4 separate regions of the Homo sapiens genome follow, and regions 1, 2 and 3 are each linked to region 4. Evidence: chromatin contacts called from ENCODE Hi-C or POLR2A ChIA-PET data. All regions are on one chromosome and are shown on one strand. The core of a region is the stretch at or near the end of the contact, and the rest is flanking DNA. Distances in the headings are between cores, read along the strand shown. Region 1 holds the start of MKNK2 (MAPK interacting serine/threonine kinase 2). Region 2 overlaps FSTL3 (follistatin like 3). Region 3 overlaps CFD (complement factor D). Region 4 holds the start of DAZAP1 (DAZ associated protein 1).

What was found. A loop is a pair of places that touch in the nucleus more often than their neighbours do. ChIA-PET counts read pairs that join two places held with the same protein, here RNA polymerase II (POLR2A). Pooled maps may share reads with other maps.
Region 1: a pooled map shows a loop between it and region 4 (6-fold over the local background). The contact joins the promoter of MKNK2 here to the promoter of DAZAP1 in region 4. A Hi-C loop is called at or near these places in 1 of 168 maps with a recorded cell type or tissue (gastrocnemius medialis), 1 of 37 single-sample maps with no recorded cell type and 5 of 50 pooled maps.
Region 2: a loop to region 4 is called in a map of naive thymus-derived CD4-positive, alpha-beta T cell, with 27 times the contacts of the local background. The contact joins the enhancer-like site here to the promoter of DAZAP1 in region 4. A Hi-C loop is called at or near these places in 1 of 168 maps with a recorded cell type or tissue (naive thymus-derived CD4-positive, alpha-beta T cell) and 9 of 50 pooled maps. POLR2A ChIA-PET finds 5 or more read pairs at or near these places in 1 of 52 experiments (RWPE1).
Region 3: a pooled map shows a loop between it and region 4 (7-fold over the local background). The contact joins the enhancer-like site here to the promoter of DAZAP1 in region 4. A Hi-C loop is called at or near these places in 4 of 50 pooled maps. POLR2A ChIA-PET finds 5 or more read pairs at or near these places in 3 of 52 experiments (HEK293, WTC11 and activated CD8-positive, alpha-beta memory T cell).

The regions. Positions count from the first base shown.
Region 1 is chr19:2,046,632-2,052,493 of GRCh38, reverse strand. It overlaps MKNK2 (MAPK interacting serine/threonine kinase 2), which reads left to right and starts at 1,250. Exons shown (of 14, transcript NM_199054.3): 1 at 1,250-1,398; 2 at 1,547-1,693; 3 at 5,803-5,862. The coding sequence starts at 1,643. RefSeq lists silencers at 1,076-1,615, 2,346-2,535 and enhancers at 2,106-2,165, 2,342-2,998, 3,656-4,312, 4,313-4,970, 5,474-5,862.
Region 2 is chr19:678,178-684,611 of GRCh38, reverse strand. It overlaps FSTL3 (follistatin like 3), which reads right to left. Exons shown (of 5, transcript NM_005860.3): 3 at 4,123-4,338; 4 at 3,052-3,279; 5 at 1,227-2,962. The coding sequence ends at 2,904. Among named protein-coding and RNA genes, the nearest start is that of FSTL3, 5.0 kb to the right of the region's middle. RefSeq lists enhancers at 2,581-3,129, 3,130-3,679, 5,364-5,866 and silencers at 3,500-3,599, 3,790-4,569, 4,600-4,909. Within about 2 kb of position 3,636, at least 41 of the 41 ENCODE cell types and tissues checked have a DNase peak (open chromatin) inside an H3K27ac peak, as active enhancers do.
Region 3 is chr19:862,746-865,245 of GRCh38, reverse strand. CFD (complement factor D) reads right to left here. Exons shown (of 5, transcript NM_001928.4): 5 at 1,605-2,154. The coding sequence ends at 2,008. Among named protein-coding and RNA genes, the nearest start is that of CFD, 4.3 kb to the right of the region's middle. Within about 2 kb of position 1,250, at least 8 of the 41 ENCODE cell types and tissues checked have a DNase peak (open chromatin) inside an H3K27ac peak, as active enhancers do.
Region 4 is chr19:1,403,418-1,409,439 of GRCh38, reverse strand. It overlaps DAZAP1 (DAZ associated protein 1), which reads right to left and starts at 1,854. Exons shown (of 12, transcript NM_018959.4): 1 at 1,638-1,854. The coding sequence starts at 1,666. RefSeq lists silencers at 951-1,050, 1,431-1,640, 1,781-2,010.

The DNA of each region.
Region 1 (5,862 bases), core at 1-2,500, 640 kb before region 4:
TGTTTGTGCGTGTATGTGTTCACACGCACACACACGCACCCACATGCACAATAAGGGGGGCTGGGGGACCTGGTTTTCTGTCCCCCCATTGCCAAGAGTCAGGGCAATGCCAGGTGCTGGGCTGGGTTCTGGCTGGGAATTCCCCACAGGCTTCCCCCCAATGCCCCGGGGGTGGCTGAGGCCAGGCCTCCCAGCCCCTGTGGCCTGAGAGCTGTGGCCTTGCAGGCAGGGGCCCTCCAGCTTCAGGTCAGTGGGGCTCCAGCCCCTCTTGAGCTCAGGGCCTGGTTGGGGGATGGTGGGATGGGCTGTGCGAAGCTTCTGGAAACCCCTGCAGAAGAGGAGACCACAGTCCACCCAGCAGGGGAACCCCCACTCCTTGTGTGCCCCAGGCCCGGGGCCTGGGGAGCACTTTGAACCAGGATGCTGTGGGATGGGGGACTGGCAGCTCAGGACAGGCTGATTCTATCTAAGCCTGGTTTGGGGCCCCAGCCAAAATGGGACTGTGTTTTACTTCCTGTCCTGGCGACCATCCACCCCTTGGGCTCTTTCCCAGTGGGTCTCAGGTCCCAGTTCTCCCTGAAATGCTATTCGAGGACAGAGGAAGGGTCCTTCACAGACCTCGGTCCCCACCCTCTACTCTGGTTCCTGCCAACCACAAAGCAAACTCGGGGAGCTCAGTGCTCCCCAGGCAGGGTGGCCCAGGGGAAGAAGAAAGTAGGTGGCGGTGGCTGGTCCCCCAGCACTAGAAGGGAGTGGCTGGGACTCCAAGCGTGCTGGTGGTGCACGAGGGGGACTGCTGGAGCCAGCACTGGAGAACTGCAAGAGGGAGCCATGGCAGGTTCTAGAGCGAGGGCATGAACCAAGGGAGTCGGGGTATACTAGGCCTGGGTTGACAGGCCAAGGGAGTTGCCCTGTGTGGGGCCAGGCGGTAGGACACGGCCCAGGGCCTCGCAGGTCCCACGGGCCCCGCGAGCCTCAGGCGGCAAAAACAGGCCAGCTCCGGGCGCGCCGCAGGGTCGCTGCCTAGGTTCCGCACCGAGACCCCCGTGCGCCGCACTGCGCAGGCGTGCGCTAGCCGTTTCGGACACGCCCCACCGCCGGAGCGCGCAGCCGCACTGGGTTCCCGGAGAGCGCCCTCTTCTGGCTCCGCCCACGTCGTGCGCAGGGGGTGAGGCCGGGCGGAGCCTGCGTCGGGGGCGGGGCCAGAGCAGGTCCGGGCCTATAAAGGTGGCGGCGGCGGCGACGCGCCCGGCTCCTCTCAGCGGCGGTGGCCCAGGTAGAGGGGTCCGCGCTGGCGGCGGCGGCGGCGCTGTTCCCCGCGCGGTCCGCGGAGCGGGGTCCGGGCTGCGCGACGTGGGGCGGCGGCGGCACTGCGGCCCCGGCCCAAGCCCGACCCCGGTGAGTGCGAACCCCAGGGCGGCCCCGAGGACACCGACCCGGTAGCGGGAAACGGGCCCCGCGGAGCCCTCGCCGCCCCCGCCCGGTCCGCGCTCCTGGCAGGCCGGGCTCCGCTCACCGCCCTCCCTTTGTCTGCTCCCGCCCGCAGGGTCCCCTCCTCGGCCGCCCCCCGCCCGGCCGCCCGCCCTCGGGCCTCCCCCCGGGCCCTCGGTCCCCTCCCCCGCTGGCGGGGCCCGGACAGAAGATGGTGCAGAAGAAACCAGCCGAACTTCAGGGTTTCCACCGTTCGTTCAAGGTGAGGCCCGGGGTCGGTTTGGGGGCGCTCCGGGCTGGACCACCGGAATGGCCGGCGTGGGGGGCGCGGGGCCCGCCCCTAAGATCGGCTCCCGGGGCTCGTGCCTGGCCCCCGCCCTACACCCGGGGCTGCCCGGGCCGGCCGTGCGCTGAAGCGGGGTCGGTGTGCGAGGATGGGGGTTCAGCAGGCCACAGTCCTCTCTCCAGCCATGGCCGCCGGGTCCTTCCTCCAGGACCCCCAAGTGAGGCTGGGAGCAGGAGCCCCCTCCGGGTCAGGGCACCAGGCTGTGTGTCCCCTGCAAGCCCCCGCCGGGTATGTTCTGGGGGGTCAGCAGGCTGCAGTCCTGTCCCAGTCGCTGCATGTGGCTTATGGGGGGTGTCCCCTGCAAGCTCCAGCTGGTTGTGCCCTGGTGGGGACGGGTCAGCGGGCCACAGTCCCATTCCCACCTCCATGTGGCTTCTGGGGACTTTCTTTCAGAATCCCCAGGCCGGGCTGGTCAGGTGCACCCACCCCCAGGGGGCCTGTGCCGTGGGGGAGGGGATGGGATGTCCCCTCAGCCCTGCACTTCGCAGACACCCCAGGCCCAAGTGCTGTTTCCTGTCGGAGCGGGAAGTTTCTGCGCAGCCCGGGTGGTGACTGCTGTTGAGTGCTGGTTTCAGATGAGCAAATCTTGGGGGGGAAGGGGAGGGCAGGTGCTGGGCAGGGGCCCCGCAGGACCTGGCCCAGGGGACGCAGTGATGTCAGCCGGCCCGCCCCACCCCTCAGGCCGGGGTTATGTAATCGCTTCACTGGGCTTCCTTGGGCAGGGACCTGTTGCCCGGTAGGGAAGGCAGGACTGGAGAGAGGAAGAGAGAGTGTGAGTGTATGTGTGTGTGTTTGTGTGTGTGTGTGTCTCTGTCTTGTGTGTACACACAACGCGGTGCTCCAGGGTGGGAGGAGCAAAGAGAGACTGGGAAGAATTCCCAGGTCTGTCCAGCCAGTGCCCCAGGGCAGCACTCCACCCCTGCCACCCCTGCCCAGTTTTCCCCTAGGGCAGCAGGCCTGGCACCATCAGAGTGTCAGGGGCTGGGCGGGAAAGAGGAGGACCTGACAGTGGTCTTCTCCCTCCTAGGGCCAGGCATGAGCTGATACAGAGTCAGTGCATGGGGCCAGCCAGGCAGCTAAAGCACACTTGAACTTTCTAGATGGTTCCAGCCACCTCCTGCCAAGGCCTGCTGACTCGAGTCCCACAGCCAGACCTAGAACAGTGGGACCAGGACCGCCCACACTGCCCAGGATTGTGGGCCGGCCTCTGTGCATGGCCAGGGCAGCCTGGCTGGGAGCTGGGAAGGTGGGCGTCTTGGTGGAGGAGGGCCTGGCAGGCAGTCCTGGCTGTGAGGTGTTCCTCCAGGTGGCCGGGACCGGTTGCTCTAGGAATCTCCCCCCACAGCCCCCACCATGCACGGCTGCTCCCTGGATTGGGGCCACCTCTCCTGAAATACTCTCCTTGCCTCCAGCAGGCAGCAGCCCAGCAGGGAGGCACGTCTGTGGGTGCCTTGGGTTTCTTTCCGTTCGCAGATGGGAAAGTGAGGCTCTGAGACTGCAGGCGCGTGTGCCTGGGGCTCCCCTGTACACGGGCGAGGAGGCCGCGGAGTCTCGTGGTGCCTGGCCCCTCCGCTGTGGTGGCTGCGGCCGTCCATCTGTAGCTTTGCTGAGTTGGAGGCTGTGGCTGGCACAGGGGAACGGTGGCCAGACAGGGCCAGGAGCTCACGCTGGGCTCTGTGGCCCCTTAGGTCATTTCACTCTCGTGAGCTCCCACGAGTTGGGGGCAGCTGCCTCCCGTCTCACCGCTGACAGACCCCAGGGTGAGGTCACTAGGCCAAGGTCAGACAGCAGGTGAACTCCAGTCTGGCCTTAGACCCTGGTCACCTGCCTTGTGGTGGCTGCCCCAGGGCCACCAGGGGCCTCTGGACAGGAGCCTTATGGGAATGCTGACTCCCATGGGGGCTAGTTGGAGCCCCCCCCTTCCTTCCCTCCTCCCCCAGCAGCCTCCTGGTAGCTATCTGCCCGAGCCAGGGTGGGTGGGGAGGCAGGAGGGCAGCTTGGCTCACGGCCCCTCCCAGACTCTGCCCTCTGGCCTCCACCCATCTCCTGGCCTTGGGTCTCCCACGGGCTCCACTGGAGTCTCACTTCTGCTGAACGACCCTCTTGTTAGAGCCCCACTCAGGTTGTCTGGGGCCCAGAGAGGGGCAGTGACTTGGCCCAGAGCAGCCAGCATCCTCACTGGGACTGGGACCCCCGCCACCTCTGTGGGCCCCTCCCGCCTGGGTTCACCCAGACGGGTGAAGCTGAGTGAGAGCTCAGTGGTACAAGGAACCTGACCGGGCCTCGGTTCCCCAGCTTCAAAGGCCCGGCCCCTCGTAAAGGGCCGGCAGTCCCTGCGCTGGGCCATTTGCTCTGTGGAAACGTACATATGTATGCCACCATCTTCCACGGGGGCTGGGCAAAGCCTACTCTAATCTGCACTGTTCCTTGCACCCTGGTCAGGGTCTTGCTCCCATGGTCCTGGGGCTGGGTCAAGAAATGACCCAGCCCCAGCCTGCCCAGTGCAACAGGCCTGGATTTGAATCCTGGCCCCCAGGGCCCAAGGCGGCTTCCTTAGCCGGGTATCAGGGCCCACCAGGGGCTCCCTCCAGGGGTGTCTGGCACTGAAATGGGAGAGTGCAGGATGTGGTCTGGGCAGGGCCTGGCACACTCGCGCCTGTGGGTGCCTCTCCCGTGAGCCCCCAGGACCAGTACAGCACTGTGTATACTGACTCGGTAACTGGTAGCTGCGGGGTTGGGGGGCTGGAAGCAGATGAGCCTCTGGTGGGTGGCGGGGGCGTAGGTGCACAGAGCTGGCAGGGGAAAGGTGTGCCGGGCAGCTGCGGGACATGGGCGGAGGAATGCAGGTGTCTGGGCTTGGGTAGGGGCAGAAGGCAGGGGTGATGGAAGCAGAGCCCCCACCTTCAGCAGGCCCCAGAGCACCAGGCACTGAATTCTTACCCCGCCAGCCCCAGGCACTGAGCGAAAGGGAGGGGAGCAGCTTAGGGGAAGGAGAGGTGGTTGTGTGCCATCTTAGATGGGGGAAACTGAGGCCCAGGGAGGACTCAGCTGCCCTGAGATGGCCCAGGAGGCCGTGGGAAAGCAGGCACAGCCACCAGGCTGGCAGCCCGCCTAGTGACTCACCTCCTTCCCACTGCCCCGCTGCCTTTGATCCCCGCGACCCGCCCCAGAGGTCAGCCGTCCCCATTCTGTGGACAAGCAGACGGAGGTGCAAGACACGGCTTGGGCCCCACGGTGACTCAATCCTGGCATCAGAGGCAGGGTTCCCAAGAGCCAGCTGCTTGTGTCTGTCCCCTCCCCGCAATGCACCCCTTTCCCAGAGGCCCCCAGGGCTCTGCAGGTGGGAGGAGGTCTTCCCCACGGCCCTGTGGAGGTTGGGGCCCATCTTTCTCTGGGGTGGGGCTGTCCTGGGCACTGCAGGGTGCTGAGCAGCACCCCTGCCCCACCCCACTCCGTGCCAGGAGCTCCCCCAACCGGTCACAACCACAGATGTCCCCAGACATGGCCCAGTGTCTCCTGGGGGACAGAATCACCCCCTGGGTTGGCAAATTCCATGGACCCCCTAAGAGACTCTGCGTCCCCTGATCTTGCCTTGCTGAGGTGCTAGGAGGCCTCACGCCTTCCACATGTGGCCCACACCTGTGATCCCAGCACTTTGGGAGGCCAAGGCAGGAGGATCGCTTGAGGCCAGGGGTTTAAGACCAGCCTGGGCAACGTAGCAAGACTTTATCTCTACAAAACATAAATTTAAAAAAGAGAGAAATCCACACACACACTGAGTGTGGGGCAGCGAGGAGGTGAATCCCAGGAGCTTGGGGGTCCCCTGGTTTATGCTGTCTGCCCCTTCGGGAGTTGATCCTGGTGGGAGTTGATCCTGGTGTGTGAGCGGGGACGGAGTTGATTTTTCCGTAATGCTCAGCGCAGGGCTTGTCAGTGTGGACGCTGCGACACTGGGGCAGGATAGGTCTCCCTGCTGCGTGGGCAGGGATGGGGCCTGAGTGCCTCTCCTCTCCTCTCCCCTGCAGGGGCAGAACCCCTTCGAGCTGGCCTTCTCCCTAGACCAGCCCGACCACGGAGACTCTGAC
Region 2 (6,434 bases), core at 2,387-4,886, 730 kb after region 4:
TAATTTTTTGTATTTTTAGTAGAGATGGGGTTTCACCATGTTGGCCAGGATGGTCTCGATCTCTTGACCTCGTGATCCGCTAGCCTTGGCCTCCTAAAGTGCTGGGATTACAGGCGCGGGTGAGCCACCGCGCTGGGCCTTTTTGTTGTTGTTGTTGTTATTATTATTATTATTATTATTATTTTGAGACAGAGTCTCACTCCGTCACCCAGGCTGGAGTCCAGTGGTGCGATCTCGGCTCACTGCAACCTCTGCCTCCCAGGTTCAAGCGATTCTCCTGCCTCACCCTCCCAAGTAGCTGGGACTACAGGTGCATGACACCACACCTGGCTAATTTTTTTTTTTTTTTTTTTGAGATGGGGTCTTGCTCTGTCCCCCAGGCTGGAGTTTAGTGGCACGATCTCGGCTCACCGAGATTGGAGTTTCACCATGTTGGCCAGGTCGGTCTCGAACTCCTGACCTCATGATTCACCTGCCTCGGCCTCCCAAAGTGCTGGGATTACAGGCATGAACCACCACGCCCGGCCAATTATGCTATTATTATTATTTTAGAAACAGTCTCACTCTGTCACCCAGGCTGGAGTGCAGTGGTGCCAACACAGCTCACTGCAGCCTTGACATCCTGGGCTCAAGCCATCTTCCCACCTCCGCCTCCTGAGTAGCTGGGACCACAGGAGCATGCCACCATGCCTGGGTCTTTTTTTTTTTTTTTTTTTTTTTTGTAGAGATGAGGGTCTCACTATGTTGCCCAGGCTGGTCTGGAACTCCTGGCCTCAAGTGACCCGCCCGCCTTGGCCTCCCAAAGCGCCGAGATTATAGGGGTGAGCTACCCCACCCGGGCCCTAATCCTGTTATTTTTATTACTGCTATCGTTACACCCAAGTCATTCAAGACCGGGCCTCCATTTCTGGGTCCCAAGCCAGCTGGTGTCTTAGGGCTGCCCTAAGCCATCTTGTCTATCCTGTGTGCCCTCCCAAAAGACCTCCTTTCTCTCCCTCCCCTCCCGCTCTGCCTCAGCCCCTCCCGGGCTTGTCCACTGCCTGGAGAGGCACTGAGGCCCAGAGGCGGCCAGAGGCTGCCCAAGGACTAATGCTGGGTCTCTCTTCCCGTGCCTCCAGAGCACCCATGCGGCACCCCAGGCCCCAGGCTGCCCATCCCACAGCCGTGGGGGCGGCCTGAAGCCTTGAGAGAGGAGACAAACTGAGGCCTGGACACCCCAAAATGGCTTGAGTCTTTATTTCCTTGGTGAGGCAGGGCCCCAGGGTGGGGTGGGCTGCCTGGCTGAGGCTCCTGTAGACCCACCAACCTAGGGGCACTTTTCTGGGCACCACAGGTAAGGCACTGCCTGGGGGCTGGAGGAGGCTGGAGGAGGATGCCCAAGCTCCCCACATTCCTCACCCCAGACCGGGGAAGCTGGATATCCTCCGTGTTGTCCTCTCCCCATAGCTGGTCTGAGGCTGTGGTTTACACGCAGGCACAGGTAGGCGATTCTGAGCATCAACGCAGATGGAGGGGAGGGTGAGCCGTCGTGGGAGAACTGGCCCAAGACCAGCACCTGGCTGGTGTCGCCAGCCCCGGCTGCATTGGTGGGTGAGGCAGGTCTGGCTGGAGTCTGGGTCTGCAGGCCTGGCCGGGGCAGGTTGTGGGGGACCAAGGAGCCCTGGGTGTGAACCCCACTGTGGAGGCAGCAGGCACCTAGTGGTGCCACTGGGACACCCGGCTCCAGGACTCCGGATGTCACACATGCGTGAGTCTTGGCGTCTACACCCCCCTCGGGGCCAGTGGGTGAGCAGTGGCCCGTGGTCCCCGCCAGAGCTCCCCCAGAGTGGACTTGGCTCCGCCGGACACAGTGCCCTGCTCTGAGCTGCCGCTGGCTGCTCCACGTCTGAGACCACGCGACGTTGCCTCATGAACTGACGTGGACAGCAGCAGGGGAGACGCTGGGTGGTTCTGTGGCCAAGCACAGCCCGTGTCAGGAGCACAGGCCGTGCCCTTTCCCAGGGGGCACACTGGGCATTTCTCAATGGCCTTCACAGGACGCAAAGGGGCACACAGAGGCAGTGGGGAAGCTGGAGTTCTTGGGCTGGCAGGGAATGGTGGCAGCCTTCTTGGCCTTCATGAAGGGCCTGGCTTGCTGGGCTAAGGTCACAGTGTTCTGAGGTCCCCACACGCACTCAGACTAGACCCTCCGTACACACCCAGGCTAGACCCTCCATACTCACCCAGGCTAGACCCTCCATACACACCCAGGCTAGACCCTCCATACTCACCCAGGCTAGACCCTCCATACACACCCAGGCTAGACCCTCCATACTCACCCAGGCTAGACCCTCCATACTCACCCAGGCTAGATCCTCCATACACACCCAGGCTAGACCCTCCGTACTCACCCAGGCTAGACCCTCCGTACTCACCCAGGCTAGACCCTCCGTACTCACCCAGGCTAGACCCTCCGTACACACCCAGGCTAGACCCTCCGTACACACCCAGACTAGAGGCTTGGGGCTGAGAAAAGCAGTCATGCCTCTTCAGGAATTACCAGCAGAGAATGCCCAGCCCTCTTGATAGTAGCAATAATTAATAGGTTTATCCCCAAAGGAGCGGAAGTGTGGAATCCTCCCCGGCAATAGGTCTTAGGGTAGGGGCTGGGGCATCCTAGAGAAGGGCCCTAAATCAGGCGCTCAGTGTCCGGAACGCAGGTCTATCCCACCCACCAGCCGGCCCCCAGGCCTCCCTTCCTCAGTCCTTCCAGGATATCGTCAGGGAGGTTCTGGGATCCCCAAGTGGTCCGAATCCGGGCTCTAAGGAGTGTCCGTGGCATATAAATTAGACTCTGCTGTGGCAATAAATAACAGGGGATGATGGGGGGCCTCGGGCACCAGGCCCAGGCCTGTCCTGCAGGCTCACACGAAGTTCTCTTCCTCTTCTGCAGACTCACCACCTGGCGGCTCCTCAGGGGTGCCTGCAAGGGTCGATAAGAGCATTGAGGGCGCAGGGCAGGGGGTTCTCCGGCCCCCAGGACAGGCCTGTGCCCCCGCCCTGCGTCTGCACCTGCGCAGCTGCCCGCGTGGCGCACGCCGATGGAGCGGCCCAGGAAGCAGGTGGCCTGGCGCATGTGGCACGAGGAGATGTAGGTGACGTTGTTGTTGCCGCAAAGCTCCTGGCCGGGGCTGGAGGGCACAGGGCAGGGCGCCGCTCGACACACCACGCAGTGGGCGCTGCCCGTCTGGTCCACGACGCACGACTGTGGCCGCGGGCACACCACGTGCTCACAGGACTCTGCAGGCCGGGTGCCAGGGGAAGTTCAGGGGACATCTCGCTGAGAACCCCGCAGGGCTCTTGGCCCCAAGACCCACCCTTAACCCCCAAGATGCGAAAACCCTCTGGTAGGAGACACAAGCACCCCCCCGCCCCCCGTGAGCCCCCCTCTCCATTCCACCCCTCAGGCTCCACCCACAAGCCCTGCCCTTCCCATTGTACCCAGGAGCCACACCTCTTTCGTGAGCTCCTGCCCCTTATGCTACCCAAAGCCCCGCCCCTCCGCGACTGCGGGGCCGCCCACCCAAACTCCACCCACAAATCCCCGCCCATCTCCACCCAGGAACCACGCCCCAGCCAAGAGCCCCGCCCCTTACATGACCCAGTCTCACCCCCCTGGTTCCATCATGCCCCTCTGGTTACACCCACAAGCCCCTCTCTGAGTCACGCTCCCGCTCTGACCATGCCACATACCTCTTGCCCAGTGTGAGCCCCCAGAGGCCCACTATTTTCCAAATCCCAACCCTACAAAAGACCCTACCCCGTGATACTCCCTCGGAAGTATAAAGACGCCCTTACTCAGGCCCCACCGCCACCCATGTGACCTGTCCTGGGCTGGAGGCCCCGCCCCTACGCACTGCGGCAGCGGCCCCGCCCCTCCAGCAGGCCCCGCCCCTCCAGCAGGCCCCGCCCCCGCAGGCCTGGCCCTCACGCATTGCGGTAGCAGCCCCGATACGTCACGCTCAGGTCCGGGTGGTCCCGCCCCAGGCCCCGCCCCCGCCTACTGCGGCAGCAGCCTCGATACATGACGCGCAGGTCCGGTAGGTCCCGCCCCGCCCCTCCACAGACCACGCCCCCACGTACTGCGGCAGCGGCCCCGGTACATGACGCTCAGGTCCGGGTGGCCGCGGCAGCGCGCGGCGCGCAGCTCGCACTCGTCGCGGTAGGTGGCGCCGTCTGAGCCGCAGACCTGCAGCCGCGCCGGGAGCCCCGAGCAGTCGGGCGCGCACTCGCAGCGCGGGCGGCCCCCCAGCATGCGGCACGCCTTGCCCGGGCCGCACTCCACGCCGTCGCACGAATCTGCGGACAGAGGACACGCGCGTGGGGCCGGGCGCGGGAGGGTCCCGGGCGTGGGGCCGCGCGAAGGCCTCGGGGCCCCTCCCTGCGCCCCTTCTGCAGGGCGGAGGCGGGGGCGCCGTCCCAGGTCAGGGTCAGTCGGAGTCGGGGCCCTCGGGTTCCCAGGGGCAGGGCTCAGGGTCCGGGCGCGGGACCGGTGGGGCCGAGGTCCGCGCTGCGCCTGCGCTGGGGGGCGGGGGCTGGGCTCGGTGCGCGCGGGCCGGGGCGGGGGGGGGTCTCTGCCCGGAATCGGGGTCCAGCGGAGCTACGCAGCCCCGGGCCGCTCCTCCTTGCAGCTGGCTGACGTCTGCTCCCGATGCACGCGCTCTTCTGGGAAGGCCGGAGGGGCCCCAGCTGCGTCAGCCTGGGGTGTTCCGCCCTTGCCAGGCGCGAGTCTGGGGCTGCCAGGACCTTCCCCCAGGAGGCGTCGGGGAGGGCGGGGCGCTGGACGGCCCTCCTGGCCTGGGGAGCGATTCCAGGGGAGGGGGCCCCCCACAGCCCTAGGCCTCTGAACCAGGAGCTGCCCCGCAGCCCCGCTGCTCAGACAGGGATATTGAGGTCCTGCTAGGGAAGCTCTCTCTGGGGTCCCCGCCCCCGCTTTCAATGTGAATGCTCATCGCCTCCTAGGCTTATCGCATCTTCCCAAGTCATCATTTTACAGATGGGGAAACTGAGGCCGGGTCGCAGCTATGAGTGCAGGGGCCCAAGCACCTCAGTTTGAAAGCTGCAGCCAGGACCCAGATGACCAACCCCCTTTCTGTTATCTGGGGGTCTGGTAGGGCCTCTGAACACAGCTGTTGAGTTTATGTGCCAGCCTCAGTTTCTCTGTGTGTAAAGTGGGGCTGACGAGGGAGCCCCACTTCCAAGGCAGTGCGGCACTCCTTAGGGGATGGCCAGCGCCCGCCACGCAGCCCTTGCAGGGCATGTGGGCCGCACCTGGGCGGCCCCGGCACAGCGGCTCACAGGCACATCTGGAAATGCTCGGCCAGGGTGGCTTTTATGCGAGCGAGAACGGAAGGGGGCCTGAGTTCCGTCCCCAGGGCCAGATGAGGTTGGGGGTGGGGGGTCCTGGGCCGTCTCATGCCCAGGCCAGGCACTTTTTGAAGACTGTCCTTCTCCCAGAAGCCAGAGGGGGGTCTGGAGGGAGCAGGGGTATGTGGCAGTGAGTTCAGGACCACCCAGCCAGGCTGATCTGGGATTAATCACATCTCAGAGGCCAGCAGAGTTCCTCAGCCTGGCCTTCGGGTCTGCAGCCCTCAGCTTCAGCCTCCCCTTGGCTCCTCTGCCTGACCCCACCCACCAGGACCTAACCTCAAGCCATGTTCTCTCCTGATCCACTCTCCCATACCGGCCCCATCTGGCAAACTCCTAGACATCCCCCAACACCCCAGCTCTAATGCCCACCTCCTTCAAGATGTGCCCCAACAGGCCAGGCATGGTGGCTCACGCCTGTAATCCCAGCACTTTGGGAGGCCAAGGCTGGCAGATCACTTGAGGTCAGGAGTTTGAGACCAGCCTGGCCAATGTGGTGAAACCCTGTCTCTACCAAAAACATAAAAATTAGCCAGGTGTGGTGGCGCGCGCCTGCAGTCCCAGCCCCTGGGGAGGCCGAGGAAAGAGAATCACCTGAACCTCGGAGGCCGAAGTTGCAGTGAGCCAAAATCGCACCACTGCACTCCAGCCTGGGTGACAGAGCGAGGCTCCATCTCAGGAAAAAAAAAAAAAAAAAAAAAAAAAACCATCATCCTCCAGTGCGGAGAATCTTATTCATTCGTTCTGTGCCACTCGCCAACCAAGAGCCCCTAGTCTGATGTGGGAGGCATCCTCTCAAAACAGGGTCCCGAGGCAAATGCTTGTTAAACATGCAGCTGTAACCCCACCGCAGACCCTGGAGTCTGCAGTGAAGGTCCCTGGTGTGGACATTTGGGGTCACAGGCCAGAATGGCAAACCCACCTTCCCAGGAGCTAGGTGCAAGCCAGACATTTATCGACCAGGTGGGAAGAGCCACCCAGGCAGAGAGCTCAGCCCCAGCAAAGGCTGGAGCCACGTGGTCTCTTCC
Region 3 (2,500 bases), core at 1-2,500, 540 kb after region 4:
ACGTCAGTGTGATTCCTAGGTGAGTGTTCCATAGCCCCAAAAACACCCAAGCACAGTGTTCATCAATCCATCCCCCCTTTTCCCAGCGGACCTGCCTCTCAGATCATCAGTCTTTTTTTTTTTTTTGAGATGGAATCTCGCTCTGTCACCCAGGCTGCAGTGTAGTGGTGTGATCTCCACTCACTGCAACCTCCACCTCCCGGGTTCACGCCATTCTGCCTCAGCGTCCCGAGCAGCTGGGACTACAGGTGCCTGCCACCACGCCCGGCTAATTTTTTGTATTTTTAGTAGAGACGGGGTTTCACCGTGTTAGCCAGGATGGTCTCGATCTCCTGACCTCATGATCTGCCCGCCTCAGCCTCCCAAAGTGCTGGGATGACAGGCGTGAGCCACCGGCACCCGGCCCATCAGTCACTTTTTCTTTTCTCTTTTTTTTTTTTTTCTTTCTTTTTGAGATGGAGTCTCCTTCTGTTGCCCAGGTTGAAATGCAGTGGTGCTATCTCGGCTCACTGCAAGCTTCACCTCCTGGATTCAAGCTATTCTCCTGCCTCAGCCTCCCAAGTAGCTGGGACTACAGGCATCCGCCACCACGCCCGGCTAATTTTTTTGTATTTTTAGTGGAGATGGGATTTCACCGTGTTGGCCAGGATGGTCTCAATCTCCTGACCTTGTGATCTGCCCGCCTCGGCCTCCCAAAGTGCTGGGATTACAGGCATGAGCCACCGCGCCTGGCCCATCAGTCTTTTTCTACGATAGCGCCTGGCTGCCCCTCCACCAGGTGGGAGAAAGGGCACAGGGCCTCAGGTGTCCTCCCTGGCCTTGCCAAGAAGGGTGACCTGAGGTCCAGGGCCTCCAGCAAGCAGGTGCCGCTGCTCGTCGTCCTGGTGTGGGTCTGGCCGCACCCAGGGTGGTTTGTGAAGGCAGGCTCCGTGGCTCTGGGCTCCAGTCCAGGCTGTGTCCTGGAGCTTCTGTGTAAGGTCAGGAGAGTCGCACAGTCCCTGTGAGCCTCAGTTTCCCCTTATGGGATATGGGTCATAGGAACACGGCCTCGAAGGGTTTCTGTGCACCTGAGTCTCAGCCCACAGCCTTGCACACAGAAGACGCTCACATTCCCCTTGGTAAGCAAAGGGAAACGGTATGAGCCAGACCAGGAGGGGACACCCATGCCTGGCGGGCCTTCGCGCGTGTGTGTGTGTGTGTGTGGCAAGGGCGCCGCCGTGTGGCCGCGTCAGCCCCACGGAAGCGCTGGACCCGGAACTTCGCTGTATTCTCCGTTCTTGCGCTTTTATCTGTAGCTTCCCGCGTTCCTCTTTTTTTAATGTTTCTGTTTTTGTTTTGAGACAGAGTCTCGCTCTGTCACCCAGGTCGGAGTACAGTGGTGCGATCTCAGCTCACTGCAACCTCCGCCTCCCGGGTTCAAGCTATCCTCCTGCCTCAGCCTCCTGAGTAGCTGGGGCTACAGGTGCCCACCACCACGCTCAGCTAATTTTTTTTTGTATTTTTAGTAGACACGGGGTTTCACCATGTTGGTCAGGCTGATCAGGAACTCCTGACCTCAAATGATCCGCCCGCCTCGGCCTCCCAAAGTGCTGGGATTACAGGCGTGAGCCACCACGCAGAATTTTTTTTTTTTTTTTGTAGAGAGAGACAAGGTTTCACTCTGTTGCCCAGGCTGGAGGGCAGTGGTGCAATCACAACTCACTGCAGCCTCAGCCTCCTGCGTTCAAGTCATCCTCCCACCTCAGCCTCCTGAGTAGCTGGAACTACAAGCACCCACCTCCATGCCCGCCAATTGCCCAGCTAATTTTTTATTTATTTGTAGAGATGGAGTCGCGCTACGTGGCCCATGCTGATCTCGAACTCCTGAGATCCAATGATCCTCCCACCTCGGCCTCCCCTTCTGCATATAGTAGGTGCTCAATAAAGACCAACCAGATGCAGGAGTGGATGACTTCATTGCTCGGGACTTTGTTGCTTGGGTGACCCTGACCTTCAGGCCCCGGCACCCTAGGCCAGGACGCTGTCGATCCAGGCCGCATAGCTCGCCACGCGGGTGTAGATCCCGGGCTTCTTGCGGTTGCCGCAAACGCGCGAGCCCGAGGTGACCACGCCCTCGAGCACGCCCCCGCACACCAGCGGGCCCCCGGAGTCACCCTGCCGGAACAGGACGGGGCCGTGAGGGGCGGCCCGCGCCCACCCCGGCCTCACGTGTTAGACCCCCTCACCTGGCTGCCGCTCCCGCCCCACAATGCTCGCTCATCCCTCCCGTGTTAATTTGGTCTTCACTAGTCAATAGCCCCGCGCCACGCCTATCGCCTAGGCCACAACCACAAGCCACGCCCCTCTAGGCCCGCCCCCAGCTCCTGGCCACACCCCCTCTGGCCTCAACCTCACCACGTGTTCCCCCGACCCCACCCCGCTCCAAGCCCTTTCCAGTATGGGGGTCCCACACCTCATTCCTGCTCTTCCAAGCTTTGACTTGCCGTGGATCCCACTTCTG
Region 4 (6,022 bases), core at 605-3,104:
CTGGGACCCCAGCTGCCCCACTTCCCAAGGGTGTCCATGCAGGGAGGGGACAGGAGCCCTCACCTCTCTCCAGCCTCCTCACAGCCACGGCTTGGGTGGAGCGGGCCCACGTTCACCCGCGGCTTGAATGGACCTAATCCAGGTACCCCATCTGGGAGCCCTTTCCCTGCCTCACCCCAAAGTCGATGGCTCCATCCCCCATGGCCGGTGGACTCCCTGCTCAGGCCCATCCCTGCAATGTCCCTCACACAGGCACACGGACCCTGCCAAGTCAAAGTGCCTGGAGAGGACTCACAGCACGGGCTAGGCAGGGGCTAAGTGCTTTCATCCTGGTTCTCCAACGGAAGGTGCTCTTTTGTTTTGTCTGGGGAGGGGGAGAGCCCACAAAAGGCATTTCCCATCCACAAGTGTGACCTGTAGCTGGTGCGAGAGGCGCCTGCCAAGGCAACCCTCTAGCAGCAACCGCTCCCGCACTAGCCAAGCCCAGCGCTGAGAACACAGGGCGCTGCTCAAAGCTAAGGGCACCGAGAAATTTACACCAGACCACTAGGAAACCCAACCCAGACTGTTTTGCCGGAAGAATGCAACTCTAAAACGACGTCGCTGCGGCAGGAGCCGCTCCTACCAAAGAATGGCGCCGAGCCCTGGGGCACAGCGAAATGAGGTTTCCCGGCCCCGCGGGGTCCGGAGCAGGTCAGGCTCCTATAGGAGGGGACGCCTCGGCGCAGCAAAGATCCGCGGGCCCGTCGCCGCCTCGGAAGCGCTGACTCTCCCTTCCGCAGCTCAAGCCCACCCCCGGCGGGGAGGCGCCGAGGCAACGTAAACACAGCAGGCCCCGGCTGACCCGAGCCCCCTGGGCCCTGGGTTTGCGAACCCCTCCCGACCTTACCACTTTGGGGGGGTGGGATGGGAGCGGGGAGCCCGGAGCCCCGAGTGGGATAGGTTGGGCGGTGGCAGAACCGGAACCCTCGCCTCGGCTCGCCACGTGCGCCGCCCGCCAAGTTTGGGCGCGCGCTGGGGGCGCCCCGGACCACCCCCCACGCCACAGTTTGGGGTCCCCCTGGCCAGGAAGCCGGGAGGCGGCGGCGACGGCGCCCTGGACTCCCCGCAGACTCCCTCAGGTTCTCATTCGGGGTCCCCCAGGCCAGGAAGCCCTACAGGCGGCAACGGGGACGCTCCAGACCCCCCCAAGTTCCCGTTCGGGGCCGCCACAACCAGGAAGCGGCGGCGGGGGCCCCTGAACCCCTCTGGCTCCCATTCGGGGTCCCTCAGGACGCGCAGTCGGGAAGCGGCGGCACGGGCGCCCCAGGACACCCCCCCAGGTTGCCGTTCGGGGTTCCCCCGACCAGGAAGTCTGGAGGCGGCGGCGGGGCCCCCCGGACCCCTCAGGCTCTCCTTCAGGATCCCCCAGGACGGGAAGCCGGGAAGCGGCGGCGGGGGCGCCAGGACCCCCCCAGACCCCGGGCACCCGTCCAGGGCCCCCGGCGCGAAGCCGCGGCGAGTCCGGGTCCCGAGTCCGCCCCCGGCCGGCGTGACCTTGACGGGGCGGCCCCGGGGGGCGGCGTCTGAGGCCGGGCGGCGGGGAGCGGCGGGCCGGGCTCGGGGCGGAGACGCAGGCCCGCGCCGCTCGTCCTCACCCGATCTCGTCGGCGCCCGAGTTGTTCATGGCGGCGGCGGCGGCGACGCTCGGCGCTCCCGGGCCTCCTCGCTCGCTCCCGCCTCCGGAAGGTCACCCGCTCCGTCGCCCTCCCCACAGCCGCGGCCCGGATCTGCGCAACGGCGGCGGCGGCGGCGGCGGCGGCGGCGGCGGCGGCGGCGGCTGCCTCCTCCCCTCGGCGCCAACGGTCACCGCGCGTCCCCGCGCCGCCGCGCCGCCGCCCCTGCGCACGCCCGGGCGCGCTCCCGCACGGGGTCTCCGGGGGCGGGTCCAGGGGTACTCCGTCTGTGCGTGCGTCCCTGAGGCGGATTTCGCGCCGCCGCAGTCGGGGCCGTCGCGCGTTTTCCTTTCTCCTCGGAGGCTCCTGGCGTTGCCGCGGGGCACGCTGGGAAATGGAGTCCCTGCGCTGGCCCCGCCCCTGCAAGGGGAGGATGCGCGCGGGCCGAGCCACGTGCGTGCGTGCGCGCGCGTGCGGGCTTGCGTGCGCGTGCGCGCTTGCGAGACCGGCGCTCCGGGCTAGGCACTGTGGGCGCAGGCGCGGCTGCCGCTTCCTCTTTAACTCTTCACTCGGAAGCGGTGGAGCCGCGTGGGGCGCTGCGGGGAGTGGGAGTGTACCCGCCCGCACCCCAGGCGGGCGGACGGAGCGGGAACGGCACGTGAGCGTCCCGCGCGAGGCTCCTTCCCCTGTCCGCATTTCACAGAAGAGGATCCCGAGGGTCCGAGAGGCTGAGTCACTTGGCCAAGGTCACCCAGTTCGGGGCTGAACTGGAATCAAATCAAAACAATTAACTAAATTCAATGACTATGAAAAGATATTATTGACCCCCCCCCCAAGTGCTATTACTATTAATAGCCAAATACTGTTTTAGTTGCATCTGTTAATTGCATACATCAGTGGTTCTTCTTCTGGGTGACTTTGCCCCCTAGGGGATAACTTGGCAATGTCTGAAAACACGGTTTTGGTTGTCACAACTTGAGTGCGGGGTGCTGCTGGCATCGAGTGGGTCCAGACCAGACATGCCGCTCAGCACCCTGCAGTGCACACGACGACCCCCCAAAAAGAATGATACCCGTCCTCCAATGTCAGCAGAAGGAGGTGGAAAAACCGGTCTAGGCTGACGGTAGTAAACAGGTGACCCGCAGGGTTTTGTAAAACCGGGTACGTGCTGCCTACTGCTTTTCTCCTTAATCTCACAGCACATTGACAGCCTGATCGTTTGGTTTATTCATCATCACAGAATTAAATAAATACAAGGAACAAGGCCGGGTGAGGTGGCGCACGCCTATAATCCCAACACTTTGGGAGGCCGAGGATCAATTTAGGTCAGGAGATCGAGACCAGCCTAGCCAACATATATAGTGAAACCCCGTCTCTACTAAAAATACAAAAGAAAATTAGCCGGGCGTGGTGGTGGGCGCCTGTAATCCCAGCTACTCGGGAAGCTAAGGCCGGAGAAATGCTTGAAGGCAGGAAGTAGAGGTTGCAGTGAGCCGAGATCGCGCCACTGCACACCAACCTGGGCAACAGAGCAAGACTCCCTCTTAGAAAAAAAAGGGCCGAGCATGGTGGCTCACTCCTGGAATCCCAGCAGTTTGGGAGGCCAAGGTGGGCGGATCACGAGGTCAGGAGATCGAGACCATCCTGGCTAACATGGTGAAACCCCGTCTCTACTAAAAGTACAAAAAATTAGCTCGGCATGGTGGCAGGCGCCTGTAGTCCCAGCTACTCAGGAGGCTGAGGCAGTAGAATTGCTTGAACCCAGGAGGCAGAGCTTGCAGTGAGCCGAGATCGTGCCACTACACTCCAGCCTGGGCGACACGGCAAGACTCTGTCTCAAAAAAAAAAAATACAAGGAACAAGATCACAGACAAATAGTACAAAACACTTTTTTTTCTTTTATTTTGAGACAGGCTCTCACTCTGTTGCCCAAGCTGGAGTGCAATGATGCAGTCATAGCTCACTGCAGCCTTGAACTCCTGGACTCCAGCTATCCTCCCTCCTCAGCCTCCCAAGTAGCTGGGACTAAAACCCCATTTAAAATAAAACTGGCCGGATGCAGTGGCTCATGCCTGTAATCCCAGCACCTTGGAAGGCTGAGATGAGAGGATCGCTTGAGCCCAGGAGTTCAAGACCAGCCTGGCCAACATGACAAAACCCCATCTCTACAAAAAATAATAATAATAATAATAATACAAAAATCAGCCAGGTTTGGTGGCACGCACCTGCAGTCCTAGCTACTTGGAGGCTGAGGCAGGAGGATGGCTGGAGCTCAGGAGTTGGAGGTTTCAGTGAGCCGACATCGCACTACTGCACTCCAGCCTGGGCCACGGAGCCAAACCCTGCCAAAAAAAAAAAAAAAATCTGGGCTCAGTGGCTCACACATGTGATCCCAGCAATTTGGGAGGCCGAGGTGGGCGGGTCACCTGAGGTCAGGAGTTCGAGACCAGCCTGGCCAACATGGCAAGACCCTGTTTCTATCAAAAACAAAACAAAACAAGACTGGAACATTTGAAATAACCACACATCCATCTATTGGTGACTGGATAAATGAACAATGAAGCAGTGGGTGGATGAAATGCACAGAATGTGGCCCAAAGAAGGAAGTCGGGCACAAGCTGATTACAAATAATATATTTTTTAAAATACAGGCCAGGCACGGTGGCTCACGCCTGTAATCCCAGCACTTTGGGAGGCCGAGGTGGGCGGGTCACCTGAGGTCAGGAGTTCGAGACCAGCCTGGCCAACATGGCGAGACCCTGTCTGTACTAAAAATACAAAAATTAGGCAGGCGTGGTGGCGGGTGCCTGTAATCCCAGCTACTCAGGGGGCTGAGGCAGGAGAGTCGCTTGAACCCGGGAGGCAGAGGTTGTAGCGAGCCGAGATCACACCATTGCACTCCAGCCTGGGCGACAGTGCAAGACTCCATCTCAAAAAAAAAAAAAAAAGCCAGGTGTGGTGGCGGATGCCTGTAATCCCAGCTACTCAGGAGGCTGGGGCAGGAGAATCGCTTGATCATGAGAGGTGCAGGTTGCAGTGAGCCGAGATCGCGCCACTGCACTCCAGCCTGGGCTACAGTGCGAGACCCCACCTCAAAAAAAAGAAAAGAAAAGAAAAAGAAAAAAAAGGAAGGAAGAAAGAACTAGAAGAGGCTACTTCTCCGCTTCTCCCTCTTCCCCATTCATTTCCTTCCTTCCACTCCAGGGCAAAGGCAGCGAGAAAAAGGCTGTGCAGATACTGATCTGAATTTACTCCCAGTGTGACTATAAACAGATCCAACACACGGTATGTAGTTTTGGTCCCCTTTTTTTCTTGTGGTAAAATATATGTGACATAAAATTTTCCATTTTAATTATTTTTGTTTTTATTTTATTTATTTATTTTGAGATGGAGTTTCTCTCTTGTTGCCCAGGCTGGAGTGCAATGGCTCGATCTCGGCTCACCACAACCTCCGCCTCCCAGGTTCAAGTAATTCTGCCTCAGCCTCCCGAATAGCCGGGACTACAGGCACGCACCACCACGCCCGGCTAATTTTGTATTTTTAGTAGAGACGGGGTTTCTCCATGTTGAGGCTGGTCTCGAACTCCTGACCTCAGGTGATCTGCCCGCCTTGGCCTCCCAAAGTGCTGGGATGACAGGCGTGAGCCGCCACGCCCGGCCCCATTTTAATTATTTGTAGGTGCACAGCTCATTGGCATTAAGCGCATTCCCATTGTTGTGCAACCATCACCGCCGTCCTCTCCAGAACCTTCTCATCTTCCCAAACTGAAACTCTGCCCCGTGAAATACTCACTCCCTGTCCCCTCCCCAGCCCCTGGCACCCCCCCCCCCCGCCATCCTACGTTCTGTCTCTGTGGATCGGAGGACTCCAGGGACCTCCTAGGAGTGGACTCACATAGGATTTGTCCTGTTGCGACTGGCTTATTTCACTGAGAGTGATGTTCTCTGCAACCTCCGCCTCCCGGGTTCAAGCGATTCTCCTGCCTCAGCCTCCTGAGTAGCTGGGATTACAGGCACCCACCACCACGCCCAGCTATTTTTGTATTTTTGTAGACATGGGGTTTCACCGTGTTGCCAGGCTGGTCTCAGGGGATCCGCCCACCTCAGCCTCCCAAAGTGCTGGGATTACACGCGTGAGCCACCGCGCCCGGCCCTGGCTAATTTTTAAAACTTTTTTTTTTTTGTAGAGACAAGGTCTCTGTGTGTGGTCTAAGCTGGTCTTAACTCTTGCACTGAAGCAATCCTTCTACCTCGGCATCCCAAAGTGGTGGGATCACAGGCCTGAGCCCCTGCACCTCCCCCAGGCACTGGGATCACAGGTGGGAGCTGCTGCACCCAGCCTATCAAGCATGTTCTGTGTGCCAGGA